2 separate regions of the Homo sapiens genome follow, and region 2 is linked to region 1. The links are chromatin loops, found by intact Hi-C in ENCODE. Cell type or tissue: B cell. All regions are shown on one strand. Each heading gives the region's core, and the rest is flanking DNA. Links, peaks and the distances in the headings are about the cores only.

Region 1 (4,000 bases), core at 1-4,000:
CAGCTTGTTCTTTTAAGCTTTAAGATGCCTGGAGGAATTTAAGTGAAAAGTAGTTTTCAGCTTTCTCTCCCCACTGTGGAGACTTCATTTCTAAAGTGAGCATTGACAGGTTTACATAGTTCCTATCATTCTCTCACACATTTTCTCTTTTTTAACCACAATTAATAAAGTTTCAGGAGATAAGTTGTGATGTACTGATTTATAGCAGGAAATGTCAGCTTCCTTTTTGCAAAGCAAAGGGAGAAGAATGTTTTTGACCACAGGATAGTTTCTGTGAAAGTTCCTAAGACAATGTTGCTATGGAACTAAAACTGGTCTTTCAAAGCTTCTTCAGAATAAACAATTAACATTTTCCTCTTTGATTGATTGGCAACCTTACATGAGCCTTCTCTTCTCCCAGTCCAGACTTGTTGGTACAAATATGGAGTCATAGACTTGGTAACTCACCTTGAGTCAACCACTGACTGATTGTATGACCTTATATTAACTTCATTAATTTCTCTGGGCTCAGGTTCTCCATTTGTAAACAGAGCAGGACAGACTAAAACCAGAAATGGCAAACTTAACAAGGGACAAAGGTGGGAAGTAGTAATAGCACGCAATCCCTTTGTCCTCTGCCCTCAGCAGGCATTGGTGTTGGAACATTGGCCTTGGGAGTCCAGACTTGGTCTGTATGCCCCATTATCACAGAGAACTCTGGGCAGCTGTTGTCACTCCATTCAGGGTGTGTCAAACTATATTATTGCTAGCCTCGGTGTTCCCCGATGCCTTCACCCATGCTAGCGTCCTGAAATTTTAGTTCCCTTAAGTTATAAGAGGCTGATGCTAGTGTACTGCTACCTGGGTTTCCATGTAAAATGCAGTAGATGAAGATCTTCCAGCTGTTTGTATTTTAGATCCTGATTGCCCTGATTAGGCTAAGCCTCATTAAAGTTGTCTGATTTATCTCACATTCAGGCTTCTCCCTGTGCACCTTACTCCATGTTAACTCATTCCATCAGTCACTCTCAGGACCGCTCTCGTTTGAATATTTTACCTGAGAATGAAACAGTGATCGTGCTGCAAGGTTTGAAGGGAAGTTAGAGTTTGTCTTAAAGTAAGACTGACTTTAGTTATTCTGTTATTCTTGTTTTTACCTGTAGCAAAGCAGGGAATGGTACTAGGTTTTCTAACACTGAATGATGACCCTAAAAGTGTTGTCATCCTTTCTGTGATGAAAGTTCAGTTTTCAAGTGCTGGCTATTTTATACATCTCGAGTAATTTCTTCTTACCATTCATCTTCCAAATTTAAATTCAGTGTCTAAGTTAACCAGACACCATGCCCCGTGCCCTACCAGTTTAAAAACATTTTGTTCTGAGTTTCACCCGTTTAATTCCCAGGATAGGCAGTAGCTCCAGTTCTGTTCAAGTTAAGGTAAGCTTCGAAGATTTGTGTTTAAGTCCCTGACACACCAAGTATTTACTTGTTAATCAAGAGTTAACCAAGTGACCAAGTGAAGTCCTCACAGAAGCTAGTATTAGGAGAGCTTTGCCTGGCCATGCCCTTCACAATGATGGTTGTCAATATTTTAAATATAATAGCTTCTCTCTGGTATTTGTTCACAGGCTCCTAAAGGAGACTTTGAAACTAGGACCGTGACCCAGAGGGTTTAGCTATGGCCACAAGGGGGAGGTAGTGGCCTAGTGTCAGAAAGAAGGGCAGTCTCATCCTATTGTTCCTGGGAAAAAGTCCTGCCTCCCTGTCTTAAGACCCTTTGCAGACTTTAGTAGCTGAACCTCTTTAAAATGAAGTCTGAAGCGTATATTCTCTATACCAAGTTAATAACTTAGTGACCTTTTAGGCTTATTTCAGTCCTCGATGGTAAAGAAATAGATTTCCACAATAAAATATGTTTAATGCAAAGCCCATTCTAGAAGTAAGCCTCAGATCCAGCATATGAAGCCTATGTTTTAATTAAAGTGGAAAAATTTAACATTGTCATAAAAATTTCCCCCACTTTGCTTTGGGTGTGACTGGGATAATTAAATGTGTTTTCTTTGACTATAAATAATTTTAATCAGCATTTAGGGGGCATGTTTGGTTTTTCCCTCTAATAGAAATAAATCCCTTAGTTTCCATGGATATGATCTGACCAGCCCTTGAGCCCATCTCTTGGAATTATCTGTATTGTATGATACGATGTAGTATATGTTATAGTCTATATTATATTATAAAGGATATCCTGTACTCTATATTATTGTCAGAAGAGCAAAGGCATGCACTACACTATGCCTTATCATGATTTACATGTAGTTTTTGTCTTTGCTTTACTGACAGTCAATGCTTTTAAACTATAAGCCACTTGAAGGCAGTTATCACATATGCTCCCACATGTCCCACTGCTTTGTTAGATCAGTAGTAAGTGTAGGTTTGGGCATGTGAATGGTGAGTGGTCCTCTGTATTTCAGAAGGCAGCGCAGGCTAGTGTTCAGGGCCTGGGCTCTGACTTCAAAGCAACCAGTTGTGAACCCGTTCCCTCTACTTAATAATCCTTTCACCAGTTCACTTTCTTTTTAACAGCCCTAGTGAGATGTAATTTACATATCCTACAATTCACCCACTTAAAAGGTACAACCCAGTGGTTTTCAGTGTATTCGGAGTTGTGCAACCATCACCAAATCAATTTTAGGACATTGTTGTGAACTCAAAATGAAACCCCGTACCATTCATCTGTCACCTCTAATCCCCTATAACCTCTAAGCAACTGCTGTTCTACTTTCTGTCTGTGTATTTGCCTATTCTGGACATTTCATGTAAATAGAATCATAATATGTGGTCTTTTGTGATTGGCTTCTTTCATTTACCATAATGTTTTCATCCCTGTTGTATCTGTACTCTTCTTTTTTTCTGGCTAAATAATCATCTATGGTATGGATATACCACACTCATCAATTATCCATTTATCGTTTGATGGACATTTAGGTTGTTTCCATCTTTTAGTTATTATGAAGAATGCTGCTATGAACATTCACGTATAATTTTTTTGTGTGGACATATGTTTTCATTTTTCTTAGTCATATGCCAAGGAGTGAAATTGCTGGGTCACATGGTAACTCTCCTTAAAATTGTGGAAACAAAATGTAATTTTAAAATAATCCATACTTTGCATGTAGTGGGTGAACCTGCAGAAGGGATATTGGAAGGCATTCTGCCAGAGATTTGAGTTGGTCACGATGTGTTTGTTTTGAAAGTAGAGCTTGGGTTATCATGGTTTCTGAGTTGGCTCCTTTCTGTTCTCTGTAAAGCAGAACTTAACTGGGCTGAGTTTCTTCCTAGGAAGGCCCCAGTTAACTCACATGTCAGCAGGGCCTCACTGTAAGTTTATCTCACTGAAAGTTAGTCCTTTGGTATGGACACTTCAATTAGTCAGATATCATTCATTCTTTTCATAGGCCTTGAATCTGGAATCCACTTATTCTTCAAACAGGGAATGTTCACAGCTAGATCATGAAGGTCTATGGGCTATAAATGGTTCTGTTGGTGTTTTGCAGTATTATAATTCACAGAATTGTAGAGCTAGAAGTCCAAGATGTTGGGAAGACTACCTTTTTCCCCAGACGCTAGTGGGGACATGAGACAGTGGGAAAATCACAAATAAATCCAGGGGTAGGGGCATCAGCTCTGCTCTTAGAAATTGGGACAACAGCCTCTTATTCTCATGTCCTCTCCCTCCAGAGTTTGCTGCAGAGTTGGGCTTGGTGGGAATCACTGCTTAGTGATAGATCAGTTTGGCCTGTGAGTGGCCCAGCTTGCTCATGCTCCCTTTTCAGAAATGGAAATCCGGAGAGAGATTGGGAGGGTTTCTTAAGTCACACAGCTAATGAGTGGCAAACGTGGTCCCCTGGTTCTCATCTTAGTGGTCTTTTAGACCCTGGAAAGACTTTAGCCTTTGCAAAAGTAAAGGCAATGTCATCTTTCTTTTATACTTCAAAGAACTCTACTGCTTTCCTGTTCAAACA
Region 2 (11,469 bases), core at 7,296-11,295, 55 kb before region 1:
TGGGTTTTTTTATTTTTTTCAACAAACATGAGTGTCTGCTGTATGCCAGGCAGTGTGCCTGTATATAACAACTGGGATGATTTTGTGCTGGTGGCATTGGTGGTGGGCCCCTGATTCAATCCAGGAGTGGAGGCAGAGTTAGAGAGCGCAGGCTCTGGAATGAGGAGATTTCTTAGTCACGATCTAAAGGATAAATTGAAGTTAATTTGAAAGAAGTAGGGGCTGAGTAATGATTGGACAAGGCACTCCTCCCACACCCAGGCAGAACCTGAATGCCGAGAAAAATGAGGATGGGAGGAGAGCAGTGACCAGCTGGGCAACTCTGGGCTGTGTGCCTGGATTCCCTTCAGGAGCTCACTACAGAAGGGCGGGGGAAGAGTAAGAGCATTTCTGCCTCTTGGAAATCCACTCTGGCTACTCAGTGCAGACATTTATTTGTGTCTTTTTAATGAAATATTTGAAGGCAGGTATCTTGTTATTTATCATTAGTAGGATGACCTGTCTTATTCCATGATAACAGTTGCCACATATTGCAGTCTTGTGGTGTTTCTGGGTATGGTTCTCAACCCTTTACCGTTAGGGACTCATTGACTCCTCAGGACAACCCTTTGTGATCTCAGTGTCACAGATGAAAGACATGAGGCACAGGGAGTCCCAGCAACCCCTTGAAGATCGCAGTAAGCAGCAGAGCAGGGGATTGAACACAGCAGTTGGACGGTACCTTGCATGGTGACTGCCATGTAAAGACCCTACCATTTGAAGGGTCATTTGTGTTTTCCATAACCTTAACACAGCTGTTCAATAAAGTTTGTGGAATAGATTTTGGGAACTGCTCACTTTTCTTTGTAAAGCCTTCGGTGGAGAACCATAACTTACTTTAAAGTATACAGACTTTGAATGCACAAATTTATCAAACAGTGCTCATTGTATGTATGTATGTATGTATGTATGTATGTATGTATGTATGTATGTATGTATTTGTTTGTTTGAGACAAAGTCTCACTCTTTCACCCGGGCTGGAGTGCAGTGGGGTGATCTTGGCCCACTGCAGGCTCTGCCTCCTGGGCTCAAAGCGATCTTCCCACCTCAGCCTCCTGAATTGCTGAGACCACAGGCGTGCACCACCATGCCCAGCTATTTGTTTCTTGGATTTTTTTTGTAGAGACATGGTTTCACATGGTTGCCCAGGCTGATCTCCAGCTCCCAGGCTCAAGCGATACTCCCACCTCAGCTTCCCAAAGTGCTGGGATTATAGGCATAAGCCACCATACCCGGCTGCTCAGTGAATTTAAAAATGAAGTCACTGGTGTAACCACCACCCTGCTTAGGATACATGCAATTGTCAACACCCCTGAAACTGTCATGTGCTCTGTTCCAGTCAGTATCCCTCCCCCCGCAAAAAGTAACCCTGTTCTGATTTATCTCAATATATTTAATAGATTTGTTTTGCTAGTGTTTGAACTTCATATAAATGGAATTATACAGAATGTATTTTGTGTGTCTGGATTCTTTGATTATCCTAGTTCCTTCACTAATATTAAACAGTATCCATGCAGTGCATATAGTGAGTTATTTTTTATTGCTGTGCAATGGTCTGCATAAGTATCTGTGAAATTATTTTCAGTTTTAGAGTCAGCTTCCTGGGCGGCCCCACCCCCTTCCCTCAGTATTGGTGCTGGGCAGCGGGATGACGTGAAAGGAGTGTGACACAGCAGAGGACATTCAGGCCCTACAGGACTTATGTGCTTATTAATTAGGTTCTGGCTACCCTACTAGCTAAGTTGTATTGCATTTAGGGCCTTTGAGCCTTGGTTACTTACCTTATGAGAGACTGTAGAGTTAACACAAATCTTGCTCCCATCCCACAGTTAATGAAGATCAAATGAGATTGATACACACAGGAAAGTTTTGGGGTAATGTGTGAGTTATTCCTGTAGAAAATGATATTAACTATTATTAGTACTTCCCCACCCCCTTCTATTGTCCTCCAAAATACATTTCAAAATCAGTCCTGCTCTAGATAATCCTATAAGATTATGATAGAAAAATAACCTCTTGAAAGCTGAGCGGGGGTGGTTGAGGCCGCACCAAGCTCCCTGTGCACCGCAGGTTGGGGAGCCTCGCAACCTGGCTTCTAACGACCCATGTTTCTCTGGTGCTTGGGGATGCCTGGGAACTGAGTGGGTTTCCAAGGGTTTGGTGAGCCAGGATTATACCAGTCTGTGTGGCTGTGTAAAAGTAACAGGACTGCAGGAGGTAAACACACTTCCTAAAAGATCTGGTTTTTTTCCCTATAGGTCAGTTACAGAGCTCTTTCCATTGTGTTTTTTAAAAAAGTACACGTTTTCTGACTTTAGTACTATCGGCAGACAGAAGACTGTCAAAACTGGCCTCTCTGATAGAGACTTTTGACCCTCTTTCATGGGGGTATGGGTTCTAGAAGGTGGACTTTGATGGGCAACGCCCTAGTGCCACTTCTCCTTAGCTGCTGGTTTAAAGAACAGAAACCAAAACATGAATCTTTGAAATGGACTGACTTTGCAGGATTGCAGTAGCCGAATGATGGAAGGACAACCCCTGGTGATGGGCCAGGGTGGTCTGTGGGAGGCAGTAGTTTTCTCTGCCAAGGACTCCTCAAGTGACCTCTTTTCTTTGTTGCCTCTGGGTTGCTTTCTAGCCTGAGGACTTCATTTGAAGATTGAGGAGCATGCTTTTCTCCAAACTACTATTAATATTTTGGTTGTATTGACTTTTGGGATGGTAAGAGAGGGCAAGGAGGCTATTTTATCTGATGAACTCTGCTTGCATTGTAAATAAACAAGTTAAAGTAAGCTCAAGACTGCCCTTCCCTCTTTTGCTGTTGTCTATCCATCAGAGTTGTGGGGCCTCTAGCCAAAACTATTGGAGCCTTTTGGTTTCTCTGCCTCCCTCTCTGCTACTTGTCTGAACACCTTCTTGTTGAACTCTTTTTCAGGTAAGGAAGATTAGTGCTAATGACAGTCATCCCTTCCGTGGTTGGTTCTTACTTGGCCCAGAGCCTTGTAGCTCTGGGTGATTGCTGCCTGACAGTGATGTGTAAAGGGAACTGGGATTCGCTTGTTAGGCCACAAATGAAAACCGGTAGGCTTTACTGCTTTCCATAAGTACAGTGTATTCTTTCCCCAGTTCTCAAAGTCTTCTATAGCTTCTATTGCTTTTGTTTTTATGCTTCTTTATTTTATGTGTTGCAGATTAGCATTCTCTATTAGGCTGTGTGAATTTTTCCCTCCTTTCAATTTTATTCATTAACTGCTTTCTGATTTTCCCACCCTAGGGTGCTTTGGCTTGACTTGGAATAACGGAAGCACTTGGAAACCAAGTAGGATTACCAGTTAGCAAGTAAAAATGCAGGATGCACAACTGTATTTCAATTGGAAATAAACAATGAATTATTTTTTAGTATACATATGTCCCACATGTTGCATGGCACCTATATATACTAGAAAATTATTTGTTGTTGATCTGAAATTCGAATTTAACTGGGCCTCCTGTGTTTTATTTGATAGTCCTAAAACCTAGAGGACCTGTGTTTAAAAATCTGTCTGCCCTATCGCAAGGACAGAAAACCAAACACCACATGTTCTCACTCATAGGTGGGAATTGAACAATGAGAGAACACTTGGACACAGGGTAGGGAACACCACACACCGGGGCCTGTCGTGGGGTTGGGGGAGGAGGGAGGGATAGCATTAGGAGATATACCTAATGTAAATGACGAGTTAACGGGTGCAGCACACCAACATGGCACATGTATACATATGCAACAAACCTGCACGTTGTGCACATGTACCCTAGAACTTAAAGTATAATAATAAAAAGAAAATAAAAATAAATAAATAAAAAAGAAAAAAAACAAAAATCTGTTTGCCCCTTCCTTGCTGTGTGAACCTGGGGCAATTTAGCTAACCTCTAAGCCATCTTGCCCTCTTCTCTAAAAAGCGATCATAGTATCTTAGCTCTCCAGTTTTGGGGATAAATGATGTGACTTAGGAAAGCTCTCAGGGTGCATTCAGCACAGTTCTTCCTTTTCCTTCTCAATTCAATGATTATAGATTTGCTTCTTGCCCATTTCTTCCCTTTTCTGTTTTCTTCCCCCACAAACCTGAGATCAGGTTGCTGTCTGAGAAGAAGCCGACGCAGCATCCCCTCCTTGGCAGCATCCCCTCCTTTTGCGGGGCTCTTTGGAGTCTTCTCAGGATGGTGCCTCCACTTCTTCCTCAGCGGCTCTCAGTTTGCTTTCACAGTTCCTGTTCTTCCACACCAGCTTCCTGGTCTCCTCCTCTCTGAAAGCCATCGTTGACTGGATGTCTCAGGTATCTGCCGTTACTTGGCCACATGTTACGAAACCCCTTGTTTTATGTCTCCTTTCCTCGCCAGCCTGCAGTGGTACTGGGAGAACTGGGCCTATCTATGCCTTGCCTTCTCTGTGGGACGAGACATCAGTCATGTCTTTCTTGACGAGCCTCAGCTTCCTGAGAGAAGTGTGTTTAGAATTTAGGGTTTGCAGAAGGGCAGCTTGCATTTGGCCCCCAGGTGAGGGGTTTGGCTCTAGAGTTGTGAAAACAAACCATGTGGAGTTGAGAGAGAAGAATGTAATTCAGAGATTGGTCATCCCAGTGGTAGAGTTGCTGAGAAGCTGAAGTGGGGTGGGTGATGAGACAACCCAGGGATAAGCAGGAGCAGAACGCTGCTCCCACAACCCCTCTGGAGGATAAAGGGAGGAGGTAGTGCCATCAGAGCCCAGGGGCTGCGGTCACCAAGAAGTTGGAACTCCCCTGGGCCTTGAGATGTGGGTGCTGCCCAAGTTGGAGAAAGGGGAGAAATACTCTGAGTTCTCCCTTCCATCCTCCCATCTCTTGCTAGTGCCTCTTATTGGCTGAATCTCATTGGCGTACTTTGGAAACTGGGAGATGGAGCCTGCAGAGGTCACCTGTACCTTGCAGAGCAGGAGAGAAGGGCAGTGAGGCATCTTGGGCCAGACAGACCCAGGGCTGGCCCAGGAAGAAATGAATGAATATGGAACTGACTGTGTTTGGCCTGGGCAGCTGTTGAGTACTTTGTGGACAGCAGAAGGTTGGAAGACTCAAAGGTTTTTATTCCCTCAGGAAAACATGAATAAAGGGCATTCTAGGGAGAAGGATCAGCATGGATGAAGGCATGGCAGCTTGAAACAGCAGGCTGACTTGTAGCATCCCATGCAGCCCAGAATGGCTGGATTGATGTTTGAGGTCTTTCCTATCCATCTTCCTCCTGCCTCAGAAGCCCCTCCCATAGAATGCTTTCTCACGTGTCCCTGTTGTCATTTGTCATTTATGGCTGATGCACATTTTCCTGCAGGGAATGCCAGATGGGAAGCTCTGCACCTGAATATCTTCCAGGCCAGCTGCTTCTGACACAGAGCATGTACCATGTAGCCAGTGGGGAGCATCTTGGGATGCCTCAATAGCCCTAAAAAGGAATTCATGGGCAGTGCCAGTTAGTTTTGATGGGTGAAGCGTGCGTGGGTCCCCTGATATTCAAGGGCCCCAGCTCTGATGAGGATGTTGATACCCTGGGAGGAGAAATGGCTGCCCATGTTAGTGACTTAGAGGCCTTATCTCGTGGCCCTGCTTGTCTGGCATGCAATCAGACTGTGAGAATACTTTTCTCACATTTCCCTGCTGTGAAATTTATTTTTATGATGATAGTGGATTTTGTTTAAGCTTATTTTATTATGGAAATTTTCAAGCATATACTAAAGTAGAGTGAATCCACAAACCACCAGCTTCACTGATTATTGACACATAGTCTTAAAATGCTTTCACCATAAATGGTTCAGTTTGCCTCTCTGATAAGGACTTTATAACCACCATACCATTATCATACCAGACAAAATTAGCAATTTTTCCCCTGGCAAATTAGTGTTTGAAAGGTAAACATCACAGGCTTTTCTGTGATCAAAGGTATTATCCTTGTCTCCCCTCTGCTATTAAGCCCTGTGCCCTTAGGCTGCTGGCCCCAGCTCTAACCTTCCTCCCTAAAGCTGTTGACAGCAGGCTTGGAGACCTTTTACCTGCTGCCCTGTTTCCTGGTCCCCAGCTTCCGAGCATCCCAGTTTTGCTGGTTCTGCCCTCAGTAGGTATGCAGACTGGCTTCCCAGCCCCCATGACGAAGCAGCAGAAAGTTTAGGTCACCACTTCACCTGTGTGAAGCAGACCTGGCTTATGTGGTTCTACTATAAGGAAATCTGAAGTGAGGCATCCTGTGCAGCCAGCCTTCCCTGGAAGCTTCTAGCTGAGAAATGTCTGAGCATCTGTGGGGAGTCATGCCCTCGGAAGATGGACTGGCATCTATGGCTTCCAGAAAGTCTGGTGCGGTGCTATGTGTGAAGCCACTCAGGGCTGGAGAGCACCAGACAGGAAGCTGTGAGCAGTATGTGCAGACACGTTTTCTGGACAGGTAGAATAACAAGCAGTCTTTGCCCAGAATCTCCAGCTCTGAAATCTGCAGCTTGAGCAGCATCTATGGAGTGGTTTCAGCTAAATTATTTCATTTGAGTCTCACGGCAAGTCTGTGGGAGTAGGTAGTGTGTACCTCCTTAGAAAATAAAGGATCTGGGGCTCAGGTGAAATGCTGTTAAATTATTGGCCAGGGAACAGTGCTGGTAAATGGGACAGTTGGCATTTCCAGGGAGGTGGCCTCACATCCAGGCTAGGGTTCTTTCTCCTCTGTTAGCTCCTTGGCAGAGGAGGAGGTTAAAAAAAGGGTCTGATAGTTCAGCACTTACAAGCAAAGGGCATTCAATTCCAAAATTTCTAGGAAATTCCAATGTCGCATTTGACCCAGCAACAAAAATTGGGAACCACTAGTCTATACATTTGTGAGTACATATGATATTTCTTCTGAGATTTGAAATAATGCCCCATTTAAAAAATATTTTTAATTGAATTTTTTTGACTAGGAAGGACATCACTTGGTATTTGGTCCCCTTCCCTTTAACACAAAAGGTGGCGTATATGATATTATATTCTGTTCTGCCCCTCCCCCTGCCATTTAATTATATTTTGGATACTTCTCTTTTTTTTTTTTTTTTTAACAGTTGCATGGTAAGCCATTGTGTGGGTATCTCTTACCATTGTGCATTTAATTTGTTTTCAGTCTTTTGTCTCAAAATGTCACCGTCACCTTGAACGTAGGTCATTTTGTATGTGGGTGAGTGTATCAGAGGGGATAATTCCTAGCCACTCTCTTCAACCATTTCCTTATGTTGACTCAATCATTACATCAGTCTTGTGAAGTAGCCAGTAGCATATTATCCTTGTTTACAGACAGGAAACTGAGGCTCAGAGAGGGTTGGGTGACTTGCTTAAAGTCATACCGCAGAGAGTAGGAGAGCCAGAATTGACACCTAGCTAAGCAAGCTGATTCTAGGGAATTCCCTCACTTTTTGATGCTGCCTTTCTTGGTAAATTCACAGAAGTGACATTGTTGTGTCGATTGCCCTATATATGTGTAATTCGAATAGATGTTGCTTCTACAATTTACACTTCCATTAGTAGGATATGAGAGATATGTGGCCCCATACTACACTGTCAGAGGGTTTTCTCAAACTGGATTTTGGTAGTCTGGTAAATGGACAGTGACATATTAGTACAGTCTTTGCATTTCTCTCAAGGGGGTGGATAAGCATCATTTCTTGTGTTTATAAGAGCCATTTGTATTCTTTTTCTGTACCTGCCTAGTTGATATCCTTTCTTGTTTGTCTTTGGGGACCTTGGTCTTTCTCTTACCCATTTTTCTTAGAACTCTATATGTTACAATGACTTGCTCTTGTTTTTCAATTTTGAGTTGCAAAAAAATTTCCCACCTGTCAATTGTCTTTTGACTTGGCTTTTGGTGTTTTTTGGCCACAGTGAAAATTTTTATTTTTATGGTTTCTTGATGTCATTTATAATCTACAGGAAATATTGCTAACATTTTATGGTAAAACCTTTCTGTATATTTACTTCTTTGGAAAAAAGTAGGACAGACTGCTTTTGTGTTTTTGTTTAAATGATAGTGCATTTAAGACAGATTCAGAAGAGTGTGTAGAAGTAGCGATGCCAGATATTCTTTTAAATTGCATAAACAATTGAACTCACAACTGCACATTAGATACATCTCCTGGTGTCTTTTTTCCTCATTCTTGTCTGTATAACACTTTATATTTCATATGAGATCTTGAATTAGGATAATTTCCTCTGACTAGTTGATCAATTACTGAATTGTTTATTTTGGATACTATTATTGTAGCCTCCTTCTTCCTCCAGAAGCTGCTGCTTAAATGGATTCAAGTGTAATTGGCATTATTTTTCTATCCTGGTCCGTTTCGGGCTCTGTTTATCTGGTGGTTTTATTTTACTCTGCAGTATTTTCCATTTCCCCTGCTTAAAGATAGATTTAAAGCTGCAGACCTTAAATGTAATCTTCTTTCATATTGGCCGGTCTTCTTTGTTCATCTCACAGATATTACAAATAACGTATATATTACAAAACTTTGTTCATTCTGCTAATATTTCTGAGGTTATTCTGTATATAAGGCTGTTCTATGCATTGTGCTAAGAGGTTTTGAGACAGTTCCTGCCTCTGGCAGCTGATATTCTAGTTGGGGGGGCGGGGGGCGGGGTTGGAAATAGACATCAGACAACTGATTTCACAGTTATAGAATTGAAGCTGTGATAAATCCTTCAAAAGATGTGTTTCTTGGAGGATATGATGGGGGGAACCAGACCAGTTTAAGGCAGCCAACGGAGCTTCCCTGAAGTGACATGTAGGCTGCAATCCCCTGTATATCTTTTTTGGAGTTAACCATGAAGAGAATTGGTAAAAAAATGTTCTGGGCCCAGGGAAGAGGCTATGCAAAAAATCCTGAAAGCGACAGAACTGCAGGGCAGGTTTGAGGAACTGAAAGACGAGTTGTGGTCAGAGTGAGATCGGGATGTGGCCTGAAGCTGGAAGTAGGTGGGGCCAGGTCTGATAGGGCTCTCAGTCCTGAATCTTGAATTGGACCTGCATTAGACCACTCTTGAATTAGACTTGAATTATTCCTTGAATTTAATTCAAGGGGTAATGTTGGCATATGTGCTTTTAAATTAGGAGTAGGTTTTTAAATTCGGGGGACCATGCCAGTCTAGAACTTTCTTTAGTTGAATAAATTTGACCTGCAAAAATGGTACTTTAATCCATTCTCTTACAGTTTTTCATTAGGATGTGTTTTTGCCAACAGCCTTGGTGTTTTAAAATCTAGATGTGGCAAAATAATTTACTGCTTGTTAAGCAAACCTCCTGACATGGCTGGGGTATTGAAAAAAGAATGAAGATGGAAGTATTGTAGATATAACAAATGTATCCAAACTAGATTTCGCTCTTCCTTTCCCTGATTCACACGTATTCTCTGTCCTTTCTTTCCTTTTCTCCTTTTCTTTTCTTCCTTCCTTCCTTCCTTTCTTTCCTTTCTTTCTGTTGTTGTTGTTGTTACGGAGTCTCGCTCTGTCACCCAGGCTGGAGTGCGGTGGCACGATCTCAACTCACTGCAACCTCTGTCTCCCGGGTTCAAGCAGTTCTCCTTCCTCAGCCTCCCAAGCAGCTGGGACTACAGGCGTGTGTCACCATGCCTGGCTAATTTTTGTATTTTTAGTAGAGATGGGGTTTCACCATGTTGGCCAGGCTGGTCTCAAATTCCTGACTTCAAGTGATCTGCCCGCCTCGGCCTCCCAAAGTGCTGGGATTATAGGCATGACCCACTGCACCGGGCCACCTTATGCCCTAAGTGTTTTTCTGGATACATATTATGCAAATACAAGTGTGTGCCTATATTGTCCTCTTAAAAGGATACCCAGCGATGGGAGCACATTGTACATGCTGTTCTATATCTTGATTTTTTTTTTCTACTTTACACATCTCATGAGTTTTATCCCCAGCACTGGGTATAGAATTGCCCCATTCTTTTCAAGGGCTTGCTGTAAAGTATTCTGGGAACTGGGCGCACTCTCTTTAACTCTTCCTCTGTTGATTGTTTTCAGTCTCCTTCTTTCTATAAAGCAAGTTAAAGGAAACATTCTTTTAACAATGTTTTTAACAAGTCTTAGCAATGGTTTTTATTATCTGTAGGATAATCTAGGAGTAGAGTTGCCAGTTTTTAGAGTATGTGCTTTTGAAATTTTGTTTGTATTCACTTGGGCAGCAGTAAGTCATCTTTTGCTTATTGTCGTCGCTGTCTCGACCTGAAATCCTTTCTTTTTATATTCTTGCCTTCTTTTTTTGGTCCTGTAGCAGGGAACATCTTATTTTTTTGTTTGTTTTGAAGGGGTTGCTTTTACTTAGAACAAATTGCCATGTTACTTACCTTTATTTTTTTCCTGAAACTTAGTCAACTTTCTTAACATTAAACTCCTCTTTTGCTTAATTGGCTTAGAAGTAAGTGAGAGAACAGAGATAATATGGCTTTTAGTACCAAATGCTTCTCTTAGTAAGAATCTACAGATTGGTTGATGTTAGGAGTTTAAAACTGTTTTTGGAGCCCATTAAAGACATGTCTCCTGTTTGTATGGGTCACTCTCTCAAGTCACATAAGAAGGTGGTGGTCTTTGTAAAAATGCTAGAAAATGTTGGGAAATTTGTTCAAAGTTTGAGGCTTTCTGTCAAACTTGAGGGTTTTGAACTCTGACAACAATACATTAAACTTTATCCAGTTTATACTGCATACAGAGTTTCTTAAAGCAGGCTCTACCCTGATCACCATCAGTATATGTGATAGGGATCTTAGCCCTCTGTTCTCAAATATAGTTTAGGGAGTTTTAGAGGAAAGTGTGTTTCCTCATTAAATAATCAGTTGAGTTGACTCCAATTTGTGTACGTGAAACCAACAAAAAGAATATAAACTTTTAATATTATGGTCCAGTTGGATAGGATTTATAATTTTGAGTAACCTTCCAGTAAAACTTTGTGATTCATTAAGTTTTTCCCTGTCATCAGCCTGTGCTGACATAAGTTCAGCTGATAGAATTGAAAAGAGCAAAGAGAAGAAAAAGTCTAGACTTCTAAATACAGTGCGAGAGGGAGATGATGGCTGCCATGAATGGTATTAGCATTGCTTCTTGTATCAAGTGTGACAGTTGGCTCATCAGGGACATCGGAGTACGTCTTAGTTTTTGATTCTGCAATACCTTTGCAAGGTATTGATACCATCATTTCACTTGGAGGTCATAAAAGGGAGAGTTTATTTCCTTTCCTTGTTCCCTGTCCCATAGCTTCCAGTATCACATTTCACTCATTGCTATACTTTAGTCCTTTTCGTAACTGACAGTGTTGTCTGCTTATTGCAAAGACACATGGTATTTAACTCAAAGACTAAGACTCAGAGTCCATTGATGGAACAGAGACTGGAGAGACCACAGTGGGCAATGGACCCAG

What was found. A loop is a pair of places that touch in the nucleus more often than their neighbours do. Peaks named below come from ENCODE experiments on the same cell type or tissue, not always from the same donor. Only the 100,000 strongest peaks of a DNase experiment are listed, where the experiment ranks them.
Region 2: a loop joins it to region 1, with 3 times the contacts of the local background. A loop is called at or near these places in 5 of 110 quality-filtered maps.

What each region holds. Positions count from the first base shown.
Region 1 is chr10:59,828,481-59,832,480 of GRCh38, reverse strand. All of the region lies in intron 3 of CCDC6 (coiled-coil domain containing 6), which reads left to right. Among named protein-coding and RNA genes, the nearest start is that of CCDC6, 76 kb to the left of the region's middle. In B cell, for the core only: CTCF peaks have their summits at 1,450 and 1,654 (motif pointing right); a DNase peak (open chromatin) is centred at 1,670; H3K27ac peaks cover 571 bases.
Region 2 is chr10:59,883,125-59,894,593 of GRCh38, reverse strand. The region is part of intron 1 of CCDC6 (coiled-coil domain containing 6); the gene reads left to right. Among named protein-coding and RNA genes, the nearest start is that of CCDC6, 18 kb to the left of the region's middle. RefSeq lists a silencer at 3,032-3,121. In B cell, for the core only: no CTCF peak of the experiment used is centred there; a DNase peak (open chromatin) is centred at 8,953; H3K4me3 peaks cover 1,168 bases; H3K27ac peaks cover 1,680 bases.